Regions from separate parts of the Homo sapiens genome. Here regions 1, 2, 3 and 4 are each linked to region 5. The links are chromatin contacts, found by Hi-C or POLR2A ChIA-PET in ENCODE. All regions are on one chromosome and are shown on one strand. The core of a region is the stretch at or near the end of the contact, and the rest is flanking DNA. Distances in the headings are between cores, read along the strand shown. Region 1 holds the start of DMC1 (DNA meiotic recombinase 1). Region 2 holds the start of APOBEC3B (apolipoprotein B mRNA editing enzyme catalytic subunit 3B). Region 3 overlaps TNRC6B (trinucleotide repeat containing adaptor 6B). Region 4 holds the start of GTPBP1 (GTP binding protein 1). Region 5 holds the start of ATF4 (activating transcription factor 4).

What was found. A loop is a pair of places that touch in the nucleus more often than their neighbours do. ChIA-PET counts read pairs that join two places held with the same protein, here RNA polymerase II (POLR2A). Pooled maps may share reads with other maps.
Region 1: a loop to region 5 is called in a pooled map, with 7 times the contacts of the local background. The contact joins the promoter of DMC1 here to the promoter of ATF4 in region 5. A Hi-C loop is called at or near these places in 1 of 168 maps with a recorded cell type or tissue (ascending aorta) and 4 of 50 pooled maps. POLR2A ChIA-PET finds 5 or more read pairs at or near these places in 1 of 52 experiments (RWPE1).
Region 2: a pooled map shows a loop between it and region 5 (4-fold over the local background). The contact joins the promoter of APOBEC3B here to the promoter of ATF4 in region 5. A Hi-C loop is called at or near these places in 2 of 37 single-sample maps with no recorded cell type and 6 of 50 pooled maps.
Region 3: a loop to region 5 is called in a pooled map, with 2.5 times the contacts of the local background. The contact joins the enhancer-like site here to the promoter of ATF4 in region 5. A Hi-C loop is called at or near these places in 4 of 168 maps with a recorded cell type or tissue (HAP-1, dorsolateral prefrontal cortex, mammary epithelial cell and 1 more) and 11 of 50 pooled maps. POLR2A ChIA-PET finds 5 or more read pairs at or near these places in 2 of 52 experiments (activated CD4-positive, alpha-beta T cell and naive thymus-derived CD4-positive, alpha-beta T cell).
Region 4: a map of heart left ventricle shows a loop between it and region 5 (10-fold over the local background). The contact joins the promoter of GTPBP1 here to the promoter of ATF4 in region 5. A Hi-C loop is called at or near these places in 2 of 168 maps with a recorded cell type or tissue (CD8-positive, alpha-beta T cell and heart left ventricle), 6 of 37 single-sample maps with no recorded cell type and 20 of 50 pooled maps. POLR2A ChIA-PET finds 5 or more read pairs at or near these places in 6 of 52 experiments (A673, OCI-LY7, PC-9 and 3 more).

Annotation. Positions count from the first base shown.
Region 1 is chr22:38,568,877-38,571,576 of GRCh38, forward strand. DMC1 (DNA meiotic recombinase 1) reads right to left here and starts at 1,307. Exons shown (of 14, transcript NM_007068.4): 1 at 1,167-1,307. LOC105373031 (a long non-coding RNA gene) reads left to right here and starts at 1,624. Exons shown (of 2, transcript NR_134627.1): 1 at 1,624-1,718; 2 at 1,877-2,482. RefSeq lists a silencer at 1,303-1,592 and enhancers at 1,896-2,406, 1,993-2,042.
Region 2 is chr22:38,981,085-38,983,784 of GRCh38, forward strand. APOBEC3B (apolipoprotein B mRNA editing enzyme catalytic subunit 3B) reads left to right here and starts at 1,263. Exons shown (of 8, transcript NM_004900.5): 1 at 1,263-1,386. The coding sequence starts at 1,370. RefSeq lists a silencer at 1,397-1,446.
Region 3 is chr22:40,203,151-40,205,850 of GRCh38, forward strand. The region is part of intron 1 of TNRC6B (trinucleotide repeat containing adaptor 6B); the gene reads left to right. Among named protein-coding and RNA genes, the nearest start is that of TNRC6B, 27 kb to the left of the region's middle. Within about 2 kb of position 1,366, at least 9 of the 41 ENCODE cell types and tissues checked have a DNase peak (open chromatin) inside an H3K27ac peak, as active enhancers do; they include sigmoid colon, where a contact is called at or near this core.
Region 4 is chr22:38,704,694-38,707,393 of GRCh38, forward strand. It overlaps GTPBP1 (GTP binding protein 1), which reads left to right and starts at 1,251. Exons shown (of 12, transcript NM_004286.5): 1 at 1,251-1,454. The coding sequence starts at 1,263. RefSeq lists enhancers at 9-694, 695-1,380, 930-1,079, 1,381-2,066 and silencers at 700-849, 1,170-1,579, 1,760-1,899.
Region 5 is chr22:39,519,227-39,521,926 of GRCh38, forward strand. ATF4 (activating transcription factor 4) reads left to right here and starts at 1,336. Exons shown (of 3, transcript NM_182810.3): 1 at 1,336-1,525; 2 at 2,128-2,445; 3 at 2,547-2,700. The coding sequence starts at 2,220. RefSeq lists a silencer at 674-873 and enhancers at 1,254-1,403, 1,764-1,813.

The DNA of each region.
Region 1 (2,700 bases), core at 57-2,556, 950 kb before region 5:
TTTCATGATTTTTTTAAGATTTAAAAATATGGTGGTCCGGGTGTGGAGGCTCATGCCTGTAATCCCAGCACTTTGGGAGGCCGAGACAGGCAGATCACGAGGTCAGGAGTTCGAGACCAGCCTGGCCAATCCCCGTCTCTACTAAAAATACAAAAAAATTAGCCGGGCGTGGTGGTGGGCGCCCGTAATCCCACCTACTTGGGAGGCTGAGGCAGGAGAATCGCTTGAACCTGGGAGGCGGAGGTTGCACTGAGCCGAGATCATGCCACTGCACTCCAGCCTGGGCGACAGTGCGAGACTCAGTCTCAAAAAAAAAAAAAAAAATTGGTGGATCATAATATTATATTAAGGCTGATAAGCAGTTAAAGTTTTTAACATTGTAGACTCAAAAAGAAATCTCAGGAATCCACAAGGCGTGATTGTGTTTATTTATTACAATAAAATGCGGTCCAAATCATCATTTTTCTTGGTCGATTCCATTTCCTCATTTGATACCAAAGTCAGGGGTTGGACCCTAGAACAAAGGGAACGAACCATTAATACTAAGGCAGGAGCAGGGTCCTACCACCCAGCACCTCAAACGGCAAAGGATGGAAGGCAACCGAGACCGTTCGGATGGGATCTTCGGGGACACTGTCCTTCAGATGGCTAGCTATGAGTACCCCAATTCCACATTTACTGTCCCCATCGAAGAGAAAAACAGCATTCATTTCTTCTCCCCGTGATGAAATGAAAAGATTGTCCCCCATCTCTCAAGGAGCCGTTGATAGACTGAACCGTTGGATTGAAAGTAGGGCTCCCCAATCCCCCGGTTTAAGACGACCCAGCTGTCCCCTCTGGTGGGGGCAGCAGCGCGGTCGGGTCGCCCTCGACGCCTCCCTCAGCAGGAGGCCTGGGCAGACCCCCTGCGGCCGCCGGACATTTTCCTGACACCGGATTCCCTGGTCAGGAGGATGAGGCGGGCTCTCCTAGACTCAGGTCCGATTCGATTGAAAATGAGGTTGGAAATCCCTCAAGATCACTAAAATTCCTCCCCAAAGGTCGGAGCGGAACGCTCAAAGTCACTAGCCCAGGGACCCCAAAAAAGGAGCGAGAAAGGGAAGCGCGCCTTCTCAAAACGAGCGTCCCCTCAGAGTCTTCGCACGCTGTTCGTTTTTGCCACTTACCCCCCTCGTACCCACAGTCTCCCCGAGATTTTCAAGGTGAAGCCCCTCTGCCCCGCCCGACCTCCTCAGCTGACAGGATTCTAACTCGGGCCTAGAACACGGAGCCTGGAGACCCGCGCGCCGTTGACCACAGGGTTTGGCGCCAAACGAGGAGGGCGGGGCGAGGACCAAGGGGCCGGGGCGGGGCGCAGGGTGAGGGTGGAAGGGCGGGGAGGGAGCAGGCCTACAGAGGGCGACGAGGGGCGGGGAGCAATGGGGGCGGGGCGAAGACCGAAGGGCGGGGAACGAGCGGGCTCACAGGTGGGGGGACCAGAGGGCGTGGCCTGGAGGGGGCTCAGGGCGAGGGGGCGGGGCGAGGGCTGAGGCGCGGAAAACGAAGAGGAGCCCCAGCGGGTGGCGAGCTGGGATGACGGAGGGAGGGAGGGAGGGGCGCTGTGGAAGGAGCGCGCTGAGGAGCGGGGCCTTGAAGGGAGACCGTTGAGCTGGGGCGTCCCTCGAGCTGAGCACCTCGCTAAAGTCCGGGAGAAGACCCTGAGGCGGGGTTCTGAGGAGGTAGCCTTGAGTCGGGGGAGGGGCGATGAGCAGAGGTGGCTGACTTTGGCGATAGGTCTTGGTCGCGAGGGTTGCAGATGGAGCCTTGGCTTAGAAGGTCGAATCCGGGCCCGTTTCCCCCCGCCCCCGCTGCCCATGGCTTCTCTTTTCACCTCCAGGTTTTCATGCTGGCTTCAGAGTTTGGCCGTGCTCCCTCAGCGTTCCTAATTTCCCACTTTCTGACTCTCACCATTTGCCACTCTTGTCTGTGATTGAGACACCCGAGGCCCATTCAGGATGGAGAGTAATTTTTTCTCTGTCTTAACTTGAAGTTTTAAATAGACCACAGACGCCAAGTATATTTTGGTTCAGCTTTTAAATAGAAGTCGCAGGCCAGCCTTCGTGCCAGCAGCGCCATCGCTGGCAGCATCCTCCTCCTCCCCTCACGCGGAGACTGACTTGGGGAGAGTCAGGAAACATTTGAGAGAGCAGCTGCCGAGGTGGAGGCTGTGATGTATCTTGGATGAATCTCTGTGCAAACAGTTCTTTGGGTTCAAGACCTAGTACAGGGCGATCCTTTTTGTTTTTTCTGTCTGAATCATTTTGGTGGAATAAATAGCAAAACATTCCCACAATAGCAGTTGGCATTTTGTGTAGGACGCACCCCCCCAACAGGTGGATTGTTTTAAGAGCCAACAAATAACTGCCATTGTGCTTCCAAATCTGTTATTTTCCCCCAAACACAGTCGTCCTTGTTATATGGAGATGAATGCCCATTTGGGGGAGGAACTGGATAGTGGTGAAAGGCTTTCGCTCTGAGGCCTCACCTAAATAATTATGGGAACTTTTGAGCAACTCGTTAGGTGAAGACATCAACAGTCTACAGAAGAGCTGCAAAGAGCACAGCAAGATGATTTAGGGAAATATAACATATGTAGTTTGGTGTAGTGACAGCTGGGAGAGAGAAATGTTCATAATATTTGAAGGTTGTGTGCAGTACACT
Region 2 (2,700 bases), core at 13-2,512, 540 kb before region 5:
TTCTGACGGCAACAGAAAACTTCACCTTCCAGAGGAGCGCCTCTGCCTGGCTGTCCCACCGTCTGGGAAGTAAGGAGCGCCTCTGCCCAGCCCCCGCACCGTCTGGGAAGTGAGGAGCGCCTCTGGACGGCCCCCGCACCGTCTGGGAAGTGAGGAGCGCTTCTGGACGGCTCCCAGCAACCCCCCAGGTGTGAAGTGACAGCCCTGTGTGTGATCTTTCTGCCCTCCCCAAGTTTGCATTTTCGACAATAAAATTTACTTTTAAATTAAAAGATTTATACTGGGGAAGATTTAAAAAAAAAAAAAGAAAGAAAAGAAAACTCACCTTCCAAAAACAACCACTGGGAGTCCGCTTTGTGCAGAGGTTGGACAAGCTTCTGTGCAGGTAGGGGCGCTGCTGCTCCCCCTACCACCCACGCATCCTCCTCCCTGTCTGCATTCCCGTCGTCGTAGCCAGAGGAGTTCAGAGCCTCTACAGAGAGCACAACTTCTCCAGCTGGAACAAACTCCCCTTAAAGGAATCTATTTAGGAAGATTATTTCAATGTACATTCATTCCTCCAAAATATGCTTAGATGGACTTAAATAATCAGAAAGCTGTGTGTGTATGTGTTTCCCGTTTTCTTGGCCCACAAAGAACCCCTTGAGAGGTCCCTGGGCAGTGAGCCTGTTTATAGACACCCTTCTCCCTTCCTTGGTGTCGCAGACATCGCAGTCCCTCTGAGGGGCTGACCTGCCCCCCACCTTCTGGAAGCTGGGAGGTTGGAAGAGGGGACGCATGCCATGGACCCAGCACACAGCTGGGAACTCGAGGCACACCTAAGCCTTCCCTTGTGCTGTGCGGAGTCCACACTTCCTTCCCCACTGGAGTCTCAAAACCTCCCCTCACTCAACAGGGTGGTGCTGCTCAAAGCTCTGGGCACACATTAGGGCTGGGGAGGGGGTGGTGGAGAGGGGGCTCCAGCCTGCCCAACCACCAGGCAACGGGGCACCTGCCCCTCTCTCAGCTGGGTCTGGACCCGCCTCCCAGGCTCAGGCTGCAATGCCTTTCTCTTTCTCTTTGCAATTCCGTTGGGTCCTGCCCAGGACAGATAAAGACAGAGCAGCCTGTCTTTATTGGAGGTTCCTCTGCCAGCGGGAAGGGTCCGGGGAAAACCAGAGCCAGAGCCAGAGCCAGAGAAACATGAAGCACCCCGGGGCCTCCCACACCAATGCCTGAGCAGGAATGGGGAGGGGCCATGACTCATAAGGCCCTGGGAGGTCACTTTAAGGAGGGCTGTCCAACTGCAAGGACGCTGTAAGCAGGAAGTGAAACCACAGAGCTTCAAAAAAAGAGCGGGACAGGGACAAGCGTATCTAAGAGGCTGAACATGAATCCACAGATCAGGTACCGCTGCCCACTCTGCCTGCTGGGCCCCTCCTGCCCCTTCCTGCCTGGTGGTCCTGCTGGGCCTCAACCCTGGCCTCCCCCCGCCCCTGCCCCAGCCCTGGGCTCCCTCCCCTCTGGCTCCCCTGCCACACGAATCCCAGTCAGGCTCTTTGTCCTGCTGTGTGGTCACCCCACTGCTGCTTCTGAATGGGCTGCCTCCCCTACCTGCACCAGCCCAGGCCCCGTGCTGAGACTCTCCCTTAAAGTCATGCCCGGACTGGTGCTCCCCGCCCTGGGAGGGTGCTCCCTCTGTGTGCTTCCTGCCACTCCTGAGCTCAGAAACTGGGAGAATTGAACCAAAGGGTAATTGGAGCAATCAGGCATTTTTGTTCTCAGTGTTTTGATGAAATTTCTGTAAGAATTACTTTGCTTAAATACAAAGTCTTAGGAGAGGGTGCGGGGGTAGGAATGGTCTCTGAAGCACATGATAAATCGTGTCATCCAAGGATGACTCCATGGTGAGCAGATGTCCCCAGACAGGTTCCACTCCAAGGTCACTCTTCATCTTTTAGAACATGACCAGTGGTTGAGCGTGGTGGCTCACACTTGTAATCCCAACACTTTGGGAGGCCAAGGCGGGCGGATCATGAGGTCGGGAGTTTGAGACCAACCTGGCCCATATGGTGAAACCCCGTCTCTACTAAAAAACATACAAAAATTAGCCAGGCATGGTGGCGCATCTCTAGTCCCAGATACTCAGGAGGTTTAGGCAGGAGAATTGCTTGAACCTGGGAGGTGGAGGTTGCAGTGAGCTGAGATCATGCCACTGCACTCCAGCCTGGGCGACAGAGTGAGACTTCATCAAAAAAAAAAAGAAAGAACATGATCAGTAACATGGAATGTGAGAATGTGGGAAAAAAGTGCAATGATGAGGAGAAATGCTCTGATTTTAAAATTTAGTGAAAAGAGAGCCCAGTCCCCAACAGCTTTCTCCTACAGGATCCGTGATGCAGAGGCTGGACAGGGCTGGCCTGGAAAGGGGCCCCTGCTCCATCCGTCCCCAGCTCTGTGGCCTCGGCAGGTTACCCCGCCTCTCTGTGCCTCTGGCATCTCCTCTGTAAGATGGGAATGGCCCCTGCAGGCCTAGGGTAGCCTCACGTGAGCTCACACCCGCTCAGCACTTAGAAGAGTGGCCTGGGCCTCAGAATTCAGTTCTACCATGATTTTAAAATAATGTTAACACGCAGAGTGAAACATCAGGAAGGAATTGAGCTGAAAGGTTAAAAGCTATTTTTTAGGGGTGAAGGGTTTTATTCTCTTTTGCATTCTCCT
Region 3 (2,700 bases), core at 116-2,615, 680 kb after region 5:
TGAGCAAACTTAACTGGTAGCTCAAAACATATTTTTGGTTCTAAGCTATGGGTGCTTCCCAGCCAGGTGTCAGGACACTCTGCAAAGACCTAATATGTCACAGCATGCCAGGCTTACCCCTGTCCAGGGTCTGGCCCACCCCCTTAATGGATTCCCACCAGGGTTGTTTCTGGTTCTATGACCCACTTTGCTCTTTCCATCATTTCATGTCCTGCCATTTGCCCTTCCGTAACAAAAGTCACCTTCATGAGAGTACTCCTTGCGTCTGCTTTAATCTCTTCCAGGTATGTCATAAAAATGCAAAAATGTACAAATTTTGTACATTTGGGTGCTATTTGGGTGGGGAGATGGAGAGAAGGAAAACTGAAGAAGGTAAAATAGAATTGGGAAAACAGCCTAAAAAACTCTTTGATTACTTTGATAGATACCACTTATGGTAATTCTTTAGTTATAATAAGCTCTGTATTTAAAATGAAGTTTTGAGACCAAGTGTTTTCTTTCCTTATACAGCCTGAGGTTCAGTCATCAGAACAGAATCGTGTGGTGAGGCCTTCTGCTTCTGCCAATTTTGTTTTGTTTTGTTTTCATTTCCTGCCACATGGCAGGTGCTGCTGAGAAGTACCTTCAGGAACCACTGAATATTCTAGCCCCATCTTTCTAAGGGTTCGGTGATGTAGAATGCTAAAAGGGTTCGGGCTGTTAGTCAGAGAGGGAGGAGGGTGTCCAGCATCGGCGTGGGCCTCTAGTTGTTCTTTTATTGCCCTTTATGATGTGTCTATTTTGCTTTTTCTTTCCTCCTTCAGTTTTCCTTCTCTCCATCTCCCCACCCAAATAGCATCACCTTCCTCAGCCCTCTACTTTTCATCCCTATTCGCTTCTTAATAAATAAAAGCGAATCAAAAAGACAGCAAAGAGAAAGGAGAAACATTTTATAATGCAGAGTTTTGAGCAAAATACTTAACTCTGTGTCTTTATATGCCACCACATCTCTTTAATTTTTAGAGGATATGAATATTTTGTCGTTTGTATTTCATAAGCCATCTGTACTGTGTTCAGACTCTGTGGGTTCTTTGTTGTTTAATTATAGGAAAAGGAGGTATAGGGCAGGAACTTTTTACATACTTGTGAATTTTGGTCAGTCCTGTGAAATGTAAGCCTCTGGCATTTATTCACGGACCATTGGGATAAACCAGGCATGTAGGTTCAATTTTTTTTGCCTTTGTTGGGATGCTGTGGCCAGTAGCCAGGGCCAGTCATTCCAGATTCATCCCCTGCCACTCTAGTCCCCAGGGACTAACAGAGTCCAGACAGTGTACATTTTCCTGGCTACGGGCTTGACCTTCTGCTTCCTCTGTCCCACTGCATTCCAAAAATGCTAACAAGTGACTAGCGAGCGTAAATTTTATGTGTTGCAAAAGCAGTTGTGGAACTTGGGTTTCAATGTTTGCACCACTATTTGTAAGCAGGATGTTATCTCTAAATGATACATGTGTAACTGACCCAGGGGGGCTGCCTGGCCTCCTTGATGCTCTTCTGTGAGAATAATTGACTCTGGTAGTGACAGAGCTGCCTGCGGCTACTAAGAAGCTCTGCTGTACTTAGGCCACCTGCCATTGTTCTGTCTCTGCTGCTGCTGCTGCTTTTTCTATTTTTAATAAGTTGCCAATTACTTGGTTTTTATAGTGATACCAACAGTTCACTAAAATGGGCATAGGAAAAATGTAGTTGGTTTCTAACCTTCAATTTCACTTATCCAGTGAAATTAATGACATTAAACACTTTCATCAGTTATTATTGTGAAAGTACAGGTACATTTTTATCTTACTGAACATCATGGTTTAGTTTTTCCATTTTGAAGACAGTATACAACTATGTAGCTAAGAGCAGTTTGCCTAACATATGTTAATTTTCACAATGATAATCTCAGGTGTGTTCCACAGATGTGATCTAATAAATTGATCAACTGTTCCTGACCACTACTGGGCCACACTGGAGTGTGCTGAGTTCCCACCTCATAGTGAAAATTGTCAGGATCTTTTGTCTGTTGCATTCACTGATTACCTCAAGCACTTAGTAGAAGTTTAATAAATATTTGTAGCATTGTAGTAAGCAAACAAATGTAATTAAGTAGATGGTGTTCACAGATTATCCATTAATATAAGGTGAGACCAAAGTTTTGTGCACCAGTACTGAAAAGGGATTACTTGGTATTGGCTAAGGTCAGAAGATTACTGGTATTCTAGATATGCTGATTCTGTGGCTTATAGATTAAGAAAGAATTTAGATATATATTAATGTAATTACTGAAAATCACTAGAATGGTTCACTGTTGGTTTGTCCATAGAAACACTAATCATCATCAACCTAGAAGCTTTGGGATCTAGGTGAAGTCCATTACTGAATCTTGAAAATGAGTCATTAATCTGAAAATTGACAGTTAAGCATTGAGCATTTTTAAGAAAGTAATTGAAAAAATATCTGGAAACTACCACTGCCTAACAGTAATACTAGTTTTATGACATTCTTGGTTTACTGTATTATCTAATTACTTTAAAAATGTAATTGAAAGTGTTGAGTGTTTATCATCTGGAGAGCATTTTATTATAAATTAATCAGAACAGTAGTTTTGAATCCACAAGTGCAGTAAGTTTCAATGCTACTTTGATTGGCAGAACCCACCAAGTGAATTTAGGCAGCCAG
Region 4 (2,700 bases), core at 1-2,500, 810 kb before region 5:
GATTCCCAGCTGTGTTTGTGCAAATAAGACTTGATAGTAGTGGAAAACAGGGACAAGAAGAGACTGTCTCTTTCTTCTCAGGTAGATCCCCAAAACTGAAAGCCATTTTCAATCCTGCCACTTGCTCACTAAAGATTTAGGGTTTAGGTCCAAACCCTAAGTCTTGGATTCCTTATCTTCTCAAACATGCTCTTGTTTGCTTGATGCCTGGTTCGAGTGGCCAAGGCCGACATTCATAGACGTTGGTTAATCCCTAATTTCGCCAAACAATGACGGCCTAGGCTTTTCCGGCTTTTGAAACAGGAATTCAAGACACTAAAACGTGTGTTGATGGCATTTTGGGTTGGGGCTTTTCACAACTGATGACACTGGAAAAATAATCCATAGGAAACTACCTTATGAGACCCTAGATTTCGGTTTAGCAGTTCACCACAAAAGTGGTGAGGTGTTTTTTGGCTTTTAATTTTAGCTGCTTGCCTCTGTTTTTAGTTCGTGTGATTGCCTCCGCAAAGGCAGTGAATGGAGAATTCTCCCTAAGGTCAGCATTTAATTATTGCCTCACTCTGGCTGCTATAGTATTACAACTCTTGGAACTTACAGCATCGATCCTACTATTAAAGTTGCCTGGAGCATGCCAGCACGTTGGACATCGGCGTTCCAGCAACTGCCTCAGTCACTGAATCGAGTGGGAGGCTCATTTTGCAGTTTACTATCTCCATGAGCAGGTCCAGGCGCGGGACCTGTTCTATGACTCGATTGGGTCCTGCCCTTGTCCGTCATCGGAAGGCTTACAGCGCCTACTGTTTTGCAGTAAGATTTGCAGGCTTAGTACCGCCTCTGGAAACAAGGAGAGTGAAGGGGCGTTGACGAGTAACGTTGTTTGTATTTCTCTCCTCATTGGATGGCTGCTGTGTCAGTCAGACACTTCTCTGCTTCCGTTGGCGGGAAGGCTTCAGGCGGGTAGCGGGGACTCGGTACTGCCCCCTCCCAAGCTGGGAGCAGGGCGCGTGACGTCTCAGACATTTGTTGTTGGGATTTGGGCCTCATTAATTATTCATTAGGTACTTGAAAGCTCTGCAGGGATTGGTGGCTGAGAGGCCTAGTCGACTGTTTCTTAGCTAGAGGTACGTGTCACCCAGTACGCGGCTGGAGTTTTGCATAAATTATTCCGATAAGGAGCGGGGCGGGGCTCTGTGCATAGATTAGTCAAATGAGCCTGGGAGGGAGGGAAGCCGGCTACGAATTAGCCTAAGTTATTAAAGATGGCGACGGAGCGCAGTCGCTCCGCGATGGACTCGCCGGTCCCGGCCTCTATGTTCGCCCCCGAGCCCAGCTCCCCGGGGGCGGCCAGGGCCGCGGCGGCCGCCGCCCGACTCCACGGCGGCTTTGACTCGGACTGCAGCGAGGACGGCGAGGCGCTCAACGGCGAGCCAGAGCTGGACCTCACCAGCAAGGTAGGCCCGGGCGGCGGCGGCGGGCGCTGAGGGGAGCGGGCGGCTGGCCGAGCAGTCTCCCGGGCGACGGCGGGGCCAGCGGCCGCCCTGTCCGCGGGGAGCGCGGAACGGGAAGAAGGGGCCGAGCCCGCCCACCTGCTAGTCTCCGGGACGTGCGGGGGTTCGCGGCGCGAGGGGCCGTCCCCATGGTCCCCGCACCCACCTTGGCTCCCCCGCGTCGCCAACCCAGCCTCCCGCCCTCCCGTCTCCCGCCGAGATCGTAACCCCTCGGCTCTGCCACGTGGAACGGGGGCGCCCGATGCCAGCTGCGCTCCGCGCGTTCCCTGTCCCCGCTCAGTGCCCCTCCCCGTTCTTCGGGTCCCCACTTGAGGGGATTCGGAGACCGAGAGTCTCCTCTCCCTGGACCGCGCGGGACAGCAGAGGGGCGAGGGGGCCCGGGCAGGGGGCCGAGACGCTCATGAAGACAGGTAGTCGGAGGCCAGGGCAGGGTGGCCGCCGCGTCTCTTCCCAGACTCGGGAAAGGAAACAGAAAGTAGTCGCTCAGCTGGGGAGGAGCATGTCCGAGAATGTCTACTTTTCGAGGCCACCCGAAACAAAATGGAAAGATGGTCAGGCTCCTTAGTCTCGCTATCCTGTGAGTGGAAGCTCATCTTGTATGAGTGGAGCAGTGAAGGACGTTTAAAACCGTGTTTTTTGAGCTGTCGAGAAGGTAGGCAGGAATTAAGGCCTCGCCAACGGCTTGACATTGTGAAGAATAGAAAAGTAAATACAAGATGTGACTGGTGTTTTGAAGGTGCTTAACGTTCCTTAGGGAAAGAATGCCAACTTGGGAGTCAGACAGGGCTGGGTTCCCTTTCCTGCCCTACCATCGAAAGGCTCTGTGACGTTGGGAAAGTTTCTTAACCTTTCAGTTCTCCAACCACCTCATCTTAAGAAAGTACAGATGGGTTGTAAAAATTAGAAATATTTAAGAAGACACCTAATAGTGCCTGATGCATACTAGAGACTCAGTAAATGTTTGAAGTGAACGAGATAGTTCCTAATTTCCTGTGCAGATTAAATAGCAGTGGGTGAAAGATAGAACACCAATACCACCACTTACATTTGTAGGATAGTTACGATAGACATTTTATCCAGCTTTGAAAATGTTTGTGACTTTTTATAGTTTATGGCGGCAAATTTGCATGAAACTTGGTCCTAAACTGGGGAGGAACTTTCCCTGCAACCTAAGCAAGTTATTTTCAAC
Region 5 (2,700 bases), core at 86-2,585:
AGCGCTCATACTTGTGTGGCCCAGTGAAATGGAGGCGGAAACTCAAAGTTTCCACCTTCACAGGGCCTGACTGGAAGGGGCTGAAGGATGATGGGGAGGTTTCTTGTATTCTTAAAACAGACTACCCCTTCCCAACGCACAACCCCCAGTAAGTGGCCGTGGGTTCCCAAGCGCCTCTCCTCCCTGGGCCATGGGCGTGACTGCTGAAAAGCGGGTTAGGCCGGGGAGTTCAGAATCCGGAGTGAATCCGAACTACCCCAGGGAGACGGCAGCGAAGAAAATCTTGTTCTTAGGAGAACGCAATCTTCGGACACCAGAAGTTCCTCTATGATGCTATTCTGTGGCAGCCTTGCACTTGAGCCGGATGAAAATTGTAAAAACCCAGGTTGGGCGACAGGACGGCGCGTCTTCCCGGCTCCTTTCCAGAGTTTAGGAGGAGCCATGCAGACTCAGCCGGCCTTTGGGGGTAGGTGGACAGGCCCGGCGCGCCCTCTCGAGGCCCCTTCAACCTCCCGGGGGCAGCAGCGCCGTGTCGGCTATGAATGGGGCCTCTGGAAAACTCAGGCTTGGAACAGGTAACCCCCCGGTTTCCGCAGGCCACAAATCACCACCCGCAACCGAAGGACGCGCAGGCTGGGAGCGGCGGCGGGGCCACCAGTGCGGACCTCCACTGAGGGCGGCGGGATCCGACCGCAAGGGCTGGTCCCTGAGGCCACTAAGGGGTGCGCTGGGCTAAGGCCGCCTGGGGGCAGGAGCCAGCGCGATCGTGGCGGGCCAGCAGGCGGGGCTGGCTGAGGACTAGCAGCGACCCGAGACCCCAACCCTTCCCACGCGGACCCCGGGATCCCTCTCCCAGCAGCCGCCCATCTAGGGCCCTGAGCCAATAAGAGCTCGAGATATATATGATTCACCGGGCCTGGGCCAATCACCTTGACGCGCGCTCTTCGCCAGCACCTCGCGCGATAACCTGGCGTCCTCGGCCTTCACAATAAAAACTCTTCGCCGGAAAACGACCTTTCCCCGCCCACTGCGCTGACACCGGAAGCGAGGCGTGTCTGGGAGATCACTCCGCGCTCCGGCGGCGAAGGAAAGAACGGACTCTGATCATAGAAGCCTAGTAAAGTAGTACACCTCTCTCCTTTCGTGAGGCCATAAGAACAAACTCCTTTTCTCGTCACAGCTACGCCCTGGGCATAAACGGTTGGGGCGTCAAAGGGAGGGAGGGAAGGGAGCGGGCGGGAGGAGACGGTCACGTGGTCGCGGCGGAAGGATGCGTCTGTGCTGCGTCCCCATAGAGACGAAGTCTATAAAGGGCCGGCGGGCGGCCACGGCAGCCATTTCTACTTTGCCCGCCCACAGATGTAGTTTTCTCTGCGCGTGTGCGTTTTCCCTCCTCCCCGCCCTCAGGGTCCACGGCCACCATGGCGTATTAGGGGCAGCAGTGCCTGCGGCAGCATTGGCCTTTGCAGCGGCGGCAGCAGCACCAGGCTCTGCAGCGGCAACCCCCAGCGGCTTAAGCCATGGCGTGAGTACCGGGGCGGGTCGTCCAGCTGTGCTCCTGGGGCCGGCGCGGGTTTTGGATTGGTGGGGTGCGGCCTGGGGCCAGGGCGGTGCCGCCAAGGGGGAAGCGATTTAACGAGCGCCCGGGACGCGTGGTCTTTGCTTGGGTGTCCCCGAGACGCTCGCGTGCCTGGGATCGGGAAAGCGTAGTCGGGTGCCCGGACTGCTTCCCCAGGAGCCCTACAGCCCTCGGACCCCGAGCCCCGCAAGGGTCCCAGGGGTCTTGGCTGTTGCCCCACGAAACGTGGCAGGAACCAAGATGGCGGCGGCAGGGCGGCGGCGCGGGCGTGAGTCAAGGGCGGGCGGTGGGCGGGGCGCGGCCGCCCTGGCCGTATTTGGACGTGGGGACGGAGCGCTTTCCTCTTGGCGGCCGGTGGAAGAATCCCCTGGTCTCCGTGAGCGTCCATTTTGTGGAACCTGAGTTGCAAGCAGGGAGGGGCAAATACAACTGCCCTGTTCCCGATTCTCTAGATGGCCGATCTAGAGAAGTCCCGCCTCATAAGTGGAAGGATGAAATTCTCAGAACAGCTAACCTCTAATGGGAGTTGGCTTCTGATTCTCATTCAGGCTTCTCACGGCATTCAGCAGCAGCGTTGCTGTAACCGACAAAGACACCTTCGAATTAAGCACATTCCTCGATTCCAGCAAAGCACCGCAACATGACCGAAATGAGCTTCCTGAGCAGCGAGGTGTTGGTGGGGGACTTGATGTCCCCCTTCGACCAGTCGGGTTTGGGGGCTGAAGAAAGCCTAGGTCTCTTAGATGATTACCTGGAGGTGGCCAAGCACTTCAAACCTCATGGGTTCTCCAGCGACAAGGCTAAGGCGGGCTCCTCCGAATGGCTGGCTGTGGATGGGTTGGTCAGTCCCTCCAACAACAGCAAGGGTGAGTGGGCCACCACCACATCGTCCTGGTGGGATCTAGGGTTAGGGGCCTCCTACCTTTGTATCTGACTCACTTGGCCCCATCACTCAAATGTTTTGCAGAGGATGCCTTCTCCGGGACAGATTGGATGTTGGAGAAAATGGATTTGAAGGAGTTCGACTTGGATGCCCTGTTGGGTATAGATGACCTGGAAACCATGCCAGATGACCTTCTGACCACGTTGGATGACACTTGTGATCTCTTTGCCCCCCTAGT